Regions from separate parts of the Mus musculus genome. Here region 2 is linked to region 1. Evidence: chromatin loops called from intact Hi-C (ENCODE). Cell type or tissue: left cerebral cortex. All regions are shown on one strand.

Region 1 (5,000 bases):
CACAGGGAGCAGTGGTGCACACCGTTAGATCCAGCATTCTGGAGGCAGAAGCAGGCAAATCTCCGATTTAGAGGCTAGCCTGGTCAACAGAGCAAGTTCCAGGACAGCCTGGGCTATACAGTGAGATCCTGTCTCAACAAACAAACAAACAAAACAAAACGAAACAACGAAACAAACGAAAAGATTCTAGATTACTATTTGAGTACTGCAAATGTTTTTCTTTTCTTCCTTCTCTCTCTCTCTCTTGTCTCTGTCTCTCTTTCTACCTCCCCAAACCCCAAGCATAGAATGTGCACTCTACAGTTGAACTACATCCATAGCCTTTGGTTGCGATTTTGAAAGATACATAAGTTAATCTATATTGACTTTTGAGATGTGCTTTCTGTGAACACATCTTGTAGTATCCAAAGATCCAGAGCTAAATAGAAGCCGAGCACAGCACACAGTCAACGTATAGACTTCTCGGTGGTATGCAAACATCCAAATCCCTCAGCAGGACTACCAAGCACTAGATTCATAAGCTATTGTGGCATTTGGGAGACTTTTAAGTTTGTAATGATAACAGAGAGTCAACAGCTCTTCTTATACTTGCTGTGCTGTGCCAGTGACCACTGATGCTAATGTGGGACATTTCCTGCCAGCTATTCATTGATTAAAAAAAAAAAAAAGTCATATTTTCCAGAGACTGGGTAGGAGATAAGATGTCAAAAAGTAATAAGGACTGAAATGAGGGAGCAGAATACAAACGAACCCAAAAGAGAAAACATTACAGCGATGGTATTTTTTTTTCCTCCTGTATATGCAGATGGACAGGAAAATTATAGCAGTAATTGCAGTCTCCGTTTCACCAGAGACGTATGGCCTTGGGGAATCAGGAGATAGGAGGAAAAGCCAATGAAAATGCACGCTCATCAGGAGCTTTGGCCAAGGGCATTCACCCTCCCTGTGCCTTGGTTTCCTTAAAGGTTGAAAAGCATCATTTACTTATTTCAGTTACTTGGGAAGATGAATGAGAGAATGCCTCAGAAGCATCCAAACTGGTCAGGGAAAAAAAAAAAAAAGGTGCTTCGAGAATGCCAAGTTGTACTGTTATTATTGAACTGTGTTTCCTCTGGGATGAGTCATTTGCTGCAAAGCCATGGAGACAATTCCAAGAGTGATGATGAAGGACCAGGGGCAGTAAGGAGCAAGCATAGCGCTCTTTACTGGTGCAAGGGAGGTCTTACTAGCAGTGAACCCTTCCTTTGTTCAAAGGACAAGGGGGCCGGGGGTGCCAAGGCATTAAAAATACTATACAGCAACGTATTCATTCGAGTAGACTCTTGGAAATCTATAGGCGATTTGAATTCAGACTTTGCCATTTTTCACCATAACCCTGGGCACAATCACCTTTGTTCCTTTACGTTTCTTTGCCCCTCTCAGTGAAACGGAGACAATCATAGTTCGAAGGGATTTAAATGTCCACCACCCCAAGGACTCCGTAAAGTTAAGTTGCCCTTGTAATAAATGAGAGAGATTGGGAGCCTAGAAATTCACGTTGATAATCAAGTGCATCTTTTTTAAGAAAGGAAAAGGCAAGTTTTTATTTTCTAAACTATTATATGGCTCAGAAGCTTAGAAAGGAAAAAAAAAAAACCACCAGTAACAAAAAGACCTTAAGTCTGAATCAGTCCCATTTCAGTGGTCCGAGCTCACTCGCGGACCCTCCTTTATTTGGCACGCCACACACCAGAAAAGCCTTTCCCAAAAGCAGTTTTCCATTTCAACGCCCGGCGTCTCCCAGAGAAGCCCCGGGCTAGGCAGGCAGTAGCTGATTCAAAACCTCACAGGTTCGGAGCCCAGCCCTCCGGGCGGGCGCCGGCGGGACCCGACCCCGGAACCTTCGCGCGGCGCGGGCGGGGCACGGGGGAGGGCTTTGGCGGGGGCGCGGCGCCGCTTCGCCCAGCCTCCGAGCGAGCGAGCGAGCGAGCGCAGCGCGGGCCGGCGGCCGGCCGCGGAGGATGCCGAGGGGCGGCGACGCAGGCCGGACTCAGCCGGGGCGGCGGGGAGGGCGCCGCCCGAGGGGGTAGGGCGGCCGCGGGGGCGCGCTCGGGCCGGGCCGCGCGCCCTGCGCTCCTTTCGCTCGCTCGCTCGCTCGCTCGCTCGCGCCCTCCTTCCTCAGCGGCGGCGGCAGCACAAGGCGGCGGCGGCGGCGGCCGGGGAGCAGACATGGCGGCCGACCTGAACCTGGAGTGGATCTGCTCGCTGCCGCGCTCCTGGACGTACGGGATCACTAGGGGCGGCCGCGTCTTCTTCATCAAGTGAGCGGGCGGGGGAGGCGCCGCCGGGCGGCTGGGGGGAGCGGTGGGAGCGAGCGGGCCGGGGGCCCCCGTGGGTCGCCCCTCGCGCCGCTCAGCGCCTGTCCCTTCTCTTCCCTGCAGCGAGGAGGCCAAGAGCACCACCTGGCTACACCCGGTCACCGGCGAGGCCGTGGTCACCGGGCACCGGCGGCAGAGCACAGGTAGGGCCGGCCGGGGCTGCGGCTCCGGGCCACCTGGCGGGGTTGGAGGGGCTCCGGGCTCCGCGCGACTGAGTCCCGGGGCGCCTATTCTTCTCCGCCTTTTCATCAGCGCTTGGAGACGGCGCCCTCTTCCTGGCGCCCTGGTCCCCATCCTTTCCCGGACGCCCCCCGAGGATGGGCGACGCCCCTCTACCCCGGATCGCCCCCGTCTCCGCCTCCAGCACCCTTTAGGAAGTCCTCACCCGCTCCCCTTTGCTCCCCGCATCCCAGCACCCCTGCGGTGAGACGGTCCCGCATCCTCGCCCTGCTCCCCAGAGAACTGCTTTCTGCCAAGCAGCTTCCTCCTCCACCACCTCCTACTTCTCCTAAGTGGGACTGTGGGTAGGTGACTGATGGAAGAGTTAGGGGTGCTGCGGTGCCCCCCCACCATGTGATCCAAACACCGGTGAGTCCCCTCCTGCTACCCGAGTAGCCGCTGGAGTTAGGACGCTGGAGCGGGCGCCGCAGCCAGTGATCCCGGCTCAAAAGTCCCCGGTAGCCGCAGCCAAGCTCCACGTACCACCAGCAGGCGGTGGGCGAGCCAGGGCGGTCCCGCGTGGGGGGCCTTCGGGCCCCAGTTCCACGAGGAAATGCATCTCGGGTTGCTTTGATAGCTTTCTTGAATGTTTAGCATGAGTTGAGCTGGAGGAGGGCTTGTGGTGGTTTCAGTGCTGGTCTGGCTTTCTTTTGTCATTCTTTGTTTACATTCACCCAACTTGTTTGCCTGAAACGTAACGTGAGTTCTCATACTGGCCCGCCTCTATTCCGGGTGACTGCAAAGGCTTGAGAACAGTTGGGTCGAAGGTGAGGCCCAGTTCTGTCTCTCCCTCTGGGTACTTTTCTCGCCAGCTCCGAGGTTCTGAGGATCTCCTATTAAAGTTGCCAGAAGGGTGAACAAACCTGCCTTTTCTGCTAAACGCTGGAGTTCAGTGAAGTGACTAATAATGTGTCCAAATTTGCACAAGTGTGGAGGAGGAAAGGGAAGGCTGCTGTAGCAGGCATGATGAGGTTACATTTTTAGGGCATTTCTGACTAATAAACCGTCATGTTTCCTAACTCTCTGCACTCTTTAGCTTCAGCCTGTTTACTGTACGCATTTGCAACTTTGATAGCCTCGTTACCCTTGTGGATATGGGCACGTTTATTTCATGGAAGACAATATAGGGTTAAAAGAATTTAGCCCAAATGTTTTATGGCATTATCTCAGGCCTATTTTGATTACGTATGACACGAATGTCTTCGAATTACCCTCACAGATTAAAAAATAGCAGTCACATGCCGGAAATATTTTATTCTATGATGTGATTTCGCATTTATCTATTTATTTATTCTTGTTTGATTTACTTTGCTTGGGCTCCCGTTCTGTGCACACATGTGTGCCTTTTCATTCTGGAGATGCTGTGATTAAATCCAAAGCTCTTGTCATCATAAGTGGCACATAAGTGGCCTGTGGCACATAAGTGGCACATAAAGATGCAGTCGCTCACTTGAAACCCCACCTCTCTTCAGGTCAAGTGTGTTGAAACTCGTGTGTAAGGATTCAGTCAGTTTTCCACTAATTGAAGGCTTGCGTTCCTTTCATGGTAGAAGAAACCTAAATGGATTCGAATTGAAAAATAGGGTTTTGAATAAACAAGATATACCTAAAAAGGCAAAATGCTGCCCATTTGGGGTTTGTGCAGTCAGTGATGGGTGTTTTACCAGGGCTCGAAGACTTTGCCTTTGGGATATCACAGCTGATCCTTTCCCACCCTGACCACTGTTAAAGGGAATAATTATGTTAGGTCATCTCAAATATTGCTGGAACTTTCCTGGTGGCTTTAAATTTGAATTGTCATCTTCCAAATTCCAAATAATGTTATATTGATTGACTAATGATCTTGCCAGCCAAGACTTTGGATCGACACATACTTAAATGAACATGGTGAAGACAGATAAGATGGGTTTAAGCTTATTTTGCAGTCTCACTGAAGTAATACTAATTGTAACATATGTTTTTTAGATTTGCCCACTGGCTGGGAAGAAGCATATACGTTCGAAGGTGCAAGATACTATATAAAGTGAGTGAATTTTGATTGCTTCCCTTGGTAATTCAAATGTTGTAATGAACCTGAAGTTGGATACTTCTGAGTCTATACACAATTCTATCTTAAAGTGTGTTGTACAGTGTTAATTGTATCCTTTATATGGTTATGAAATTTTGAGGGAGAGGGTAGCCTCATTCATTATCTTGTTATTTGCCTGGGTATTCATGGATCCACACATTGCAAATTAGGTCACTTTTCGCCATATTAGTTTGCTTGATGTTTCAGTATGTTTCTTTGGTGGGATATTGTAAAGTCTTCTGACTTTAGCTCTGCAGTACTTACAAGTTTTGTCTTTTGATTATCTGTGGTAAGAGAACTCCTGTATACACACACACAAAATATCAGTACTATGTGACTATTCCTCCTTCAGAGTG
Region 2 (5,000 bases), 63 kb before region 1:
ATTTTGTAATAGTGTACATACTTACTAGGTACTGTTCTTGTAACTATGTCAAAGCTCCTTTGGTCACAGTTTGTAGCTGTTGTTCTTATAATGATCCTCTGCATTTCATCAGGCTTTGGGGCATCATTTCTTCATCTGAAGCTTGTCATCCAAATGTGAGAGCTGAAGCTGGAGAGATGCCTCACAGGTTATAAACGAGCATTCTGTTCATGCACAGGACCGAAGTTTAGCTCCCAGCATCCACAGGAGGTGTAGCTCATCACCACCTGTAACTCTAACCGCAAAGGATCGGATGCCTTTTGACGACCCAGCTACCTGCACTCCCGTGCAAATGCTCACACACACAGAGACACACATGCATACACATGATACAAGCAATTATTTTTAAAAGGAAAGGCTGTCAATACAGCTCAGTAGTAGAACTTTTTTTTTTTCTAGCATGTGTGAGACCCTGGGTTTGACCCTCAGCACCAAAAAAATAAACCCTGAATCTTGTCACACAAGGTGATGCAAACCTTGTAAGGTAGAGGGAAGGCAGGAGGATCAGGTCAAGGTCACCCTTGTCTACACAGTGAGTTGGAAGAAGATAAGTGGAAAAAATAAATAATAAGCAAGCAAGCAACTAAATGTAATTATCTGAATGTTTATATCAATTGATATACTGGGAGTTTGACAAACAGCTGCCACCGGTTTGGTCGCCAGCACCTGCTCTGTTGGTCGCTTCTGATGCCCCACAGCTCATCCTGGGCTCCACTTTCTCAAGCCTGATTAGTCGCTGCCCCGGGAACTCAAGAGCTTTGCTACTTAACGATAAATTAGAATATGACCTGTGCGAGAATATGAGGTAACTTGAAAAGCACCAAAGAATCAAAAAGGAGGCTAAATCCCAAGAAGAGGCGCTTGACAAGCTTTTAGAGACATGAAAGGAGCCAACTTTAAGCCGTGAGACAGAAGAGGCGATTTTGATCCTTCAGCTGGGAGTAGAGAAGGAGGAATATTAAATGTCCAAAGGCCTCAATTCTCGTTCATCACATCTACCGGAAACGGACAAAATTGACTTTAGGTGGATGCTGCCGACAGGAGGAACTTCGCCAGGAAACATCCGCGCAGCTGAGGCCATTCCTCTTGCTCCACTTTCGGTCTCCGCCATCTTTGATTAATCTCACGTAATTCCCATACTCCTCTCTGCTAAACGTTATGACCTAAATACCTCAATTGTTACTGCTTTCTGAAGTGGGGCATAATGTTACATATTCTAAGATGACAAAATGAGGTGCCAGGACCCAGCAGATGTTCGGCACAGGTGTTTTTAATCCCAAAACAATTACCACCACACACAACACCGAACAAGCTACTCTTACTCATAGATCATCCCACAAGATCTATGATTCCTATGCAGAGTTCCAGAAGGAAGCAGCTTGCTTCTTCCCTCTGATTCTCTTGTCTTCCTACACAGACTTAATGAAGACATCTGCCTGACAATAGTCAGCTTGTCAGATGAGACAAGAGGCAACCAAATCTACCTTGTCATCTGCAAAAACAATAAGAATCCACAGAAAAGTTGTCAGGAATACAGAGGCTTGATCGTGCCCTCAGCCCATCCCGGGCTAATTATAAAACTAATGGATGGTGAATGGCTTTTACAGTTCTCTTAATTTTGACATTCCCTCCTGAAAAACAAAAGAATCATTATTAGTACTGAGACCCGTGAGTAGAATGCAAAGAATGGACTTGGTAGGGAGAGAGATCGCTTAAGAGAGAATAATTAAAATATGGGGCCTTTTCACCTATCTGAATGTTTGATCCAGTGTGCAGAAAATTCTGTGTGATGGAGAGGAGGCTGGGGTGGGGGGGTATTAAACATTGAGAAAGCAGAAGGGGGGGTCCCCCAAAAGATTTGCGATGCAGTTAGCAGGGGTCCCACAATGTCCCACGCTCACAGATGTCACCCCCTAGTTTACTCCCTATTCAGGTCCTCTTGTCTGTTTCTCTTCTCTTCTTTCTCCTTTTCTACATCTCAAAAGCAAATTAATAGCTAAAAGATAGATAGATAGATAGATAGATAGATAGATAGATAGATGAATAGATAGGTGATAAATAGATGAGTAGATCAGTGATAGATGATAGATGAATAGGTAGGTGATAGATGATAGATTGATAGGTGAATAGATTTGTGATAGATAGATATAGATATCTATATATAGAGAGACATATAATGTAAAGACAATGAGAAAACAAAGATAATCTCTTACACCCTCTTTGTTGTATATCTTATTGTAAATTCTTATTGGTTAGCATATTATTTAGATTATTCTCTCCATAAGTACCCAATGAGCATCATTTGATGGGTGCATGCATGTGTTTGTGACATTCCCCTTAGATTCTACTACACTGTGCTATTTTAACAAAGAAGCAACTCAACCCAGGCCACCAGTCCCTTAGTGGATGTGGATCTTAATCGTGGCTTCAGTAGCTCACTGCCCACTGATTTCCTCACTGTACACACTCATGGTAAAAGCACACTTGCCTTGAGGAATAGAGGTGTCTCTGCTCTATCTGCTTTTTCTGTTAGGCCTGAGTCAGAGGCATGACTTAAATTCACCCAACCAGGTTCTTTCTCCAGGGACTATGAATACCCAGTGAGTGACGCAAGATCAAGAGAACTTGTGGAGATGGTTTCCATGGCAACTGAGACAAGAGGTGCACTAAGTATTTTTGGTCGAGGGATGGTTGCCATGTCTCCTCATTCTTGGGCCCACTAAATCCTCCATTGCTTCCCAGCCTTCCCCCTTGGGCCTCTCAGCCCATGGTCCCTACGTTCAGAAACACCATCCCCACTTCCAGCCCTGCCAACGGTCAGTCTTCAATGCAAGGCAGCAGTGATCAGTTTCTACTGATGCCAGTTGCAAACCTGTTCACGAAGGCAACTTGTCTAAAAGATAATTTGCAGCTATTCCAATTTCAGTAAAACTACACGTGAGAAGAAACCCTGACAATGTTACATGGCAGCGTGGGAAAATAGGCCACACACTTGGCTAAGAAACATATTTTTAGCTACTTTCTCTTTTAAATAATTCCAGTAAGGTCTGGAGAGACAGCTCAGTGGTTAATAATGCTTGCTGTTCTTCCAGAGGACCCAGGTTCCGTTCTCAGTAACCACTCTGTAAAGGTACTGAGAACTGAACTGGGTCCTCTGGAGGTACACAGTGGGTCACAGGCAGCCTGTAACTCAGCTCTGGGGGAATCAGATGCCCCCTTCTGACTTCCTCAGGCCCTTGTACACATAGCCTACACCTAGCCATACACACACACACAGGTATAAATATAAACACATCTTTAAAGAAGTCACGTAAAATAAATAATTCCACATGTTTTGTGAAAACGGGAACCAGTCTTTTAAGAAGATAAGGGGTAGTATCTTAGTCAAGGTTCCTATTACAGTGATGAACACCATGACCAAAGCAAGTTGGGGAGAAAAGAGTTTGCTTGGCTTCCACTTCCACATCACAACCCATCCCTGACAGAAGCCAGGACAAAATTCAAACAGAGCAGTAACCCAAAGACAGGAGCTGACACAGAAGCCCTGGAGGAAGAGCTGCTTACTGGCTTGCTCATTATGGCTTGCTCAGTCTGCTTTTTTATAGAACCTAAGACCAGCAGCCCAGGGGTGGCTCCACCTATGATGGAATGAGCCCTCCCACACCAGTCACTAACTAATAAAATAAGGCACAGTTAGCCTCCAGCCCAATCTTACAGAGGCATTTTCTCAACCGAGGCTTCCTCCCCTCTGGTGGCTCTAGCTTGTGTGTCAAGTTGACATAAAACTACCCAGTACAGGTAGCTTGTCACATAAAACACCATCCCTCCACTTTATGACAGAGTTGGGGGAGATATTAATAGATAAAAGCACAGTTTTAAATTTGGCGTAGTGTAAAACTTTAAAATTCTAAAATGTCTCTGAATTAGAACGAGAGCTGTACAAAGGATCAGAGAAAAGGCAGTGGAGTGACAGGATGGGACACACAGACCTGCTGTAGTGACTCCTGTTAATCTTCTGCTGACAGGCAGCTGAGTCATGAAAGTCCCGGGGATCCTAAAGGACAGACAGAGCCCCAAGGGTGAGAGAGGACACCCCAGGAACACAAGGCACAGCATGATAAGACCCTACTTGTTAGTACTCGCTATCAGCCTTCTGAAAACTTGTACCACAGGTCTCAGATTTTATTAAGAAATTACTTTTGATTCGTATCTTTGCATTTCATTTTTTTCCTATATCACAGGAGCAAACTTGAAAGCAGTAAATTCTGTGTTATAGTATTTTACCACACCAGGGACAGAATACAATGAGTGTGTGTGTGTGTGTGTGTGTGTGTGTGTGTGTGTGTGTGTGTGTGTGAGAGAGAGAGAGAGAGAGAGAGAGAGAGAATAAAGAAAAAAACAGAGAAATGAATGGAAATCTAAGGCTAAACTGCCTAAATTAAAGTTCATGTTACCAAGAAATAAAAGCCAAGGTCAGTCTACTAATCAGGCTCCAGGGATGTAGTTCAGCTAGTAGGTTTCTTTAGCATGGCTGAAGCCCTGGGTCCAGTTCTCAGCACCACGTGAACTGTGTGTGTGCCTGTGGTGGTACATGACTGTAATGGTGGCAGCTCTCTGAAGGTGGAGGTATGAAAATCATTAAGTTCAATGTCAGCCTTGGCTACATAGCAAGTTTGAGGCTAGCTTAGACACATAAGGTTCTGTCCCTTTCCCACCCCCAAAAAAGATATTAACTGGGTAACTGAGAAGTTATACATACATAATGATTATTGAAAACTGAAGGAAAAAAAAATCCAAGAATTCCGGCATGAGAACTAGGGGGGAGCATTTGCAGATAAAGAAGAAGCAGCAAAAACCAGTGGGGTGATGGGCTTACAAACACACTGAGAGAACTTAGAGAGCTCACAGGCTCCAATGCAAATAAGAAGTGTTTTAAAGACCTCTGTGGGGCTGGAGAGATG

What was found. Peaks named below come from ENCODE experiments on the same cell type or tissue, not always from the same donor. Only the 100,000 strongest peaks of a DNase experiment are listed, where the experiment ranks them.
Region 2: it touches region 1 in a loop (4-fold over the local background); 2 of 42 quality-filtered maps call a loop at or near these places.

What each region holds. Positions count from the first base shown.
Region 1 is chr6:140,421,957-140,426,956 of GRCm38, forward strand. It overlaps Plekha5 (pleckstrin homology domain containing, family A member 5), which reads left to right and starts at 2,143. Exons shown (of 31, transcript NM_144920.3): 1 at 2,143-2,300; 2 at 2,421-2,500; 3 at 4,542-4,599. The coding sequence starts at 2,209. In left cerebral cortex, CTCF peaks have their summits at 2,487 and 3,071; DNase peaks (open chromatin) are centred at 1,246, 1,888, 2,182, 2,843 and 2 more places; H3K4me3 peaks cover 3,206 bases; H3K27ac peaks cover 2,227 bases.
Region 2 is chr6:140,358,535-140,363,534 of GRCm38, forward strand. No RefSeq gene overlaps it. Among named protein-coding and RNA genes, the nearest start is that of Plekha5, 63 kb to the right of the region's middle. In left cerebral cortex, no CTCF peak of the experiment used is centred here; DNase peaks (open chromatin) are centred at 1,368 and 2,648; H3K27ac peaks cover 863 bases.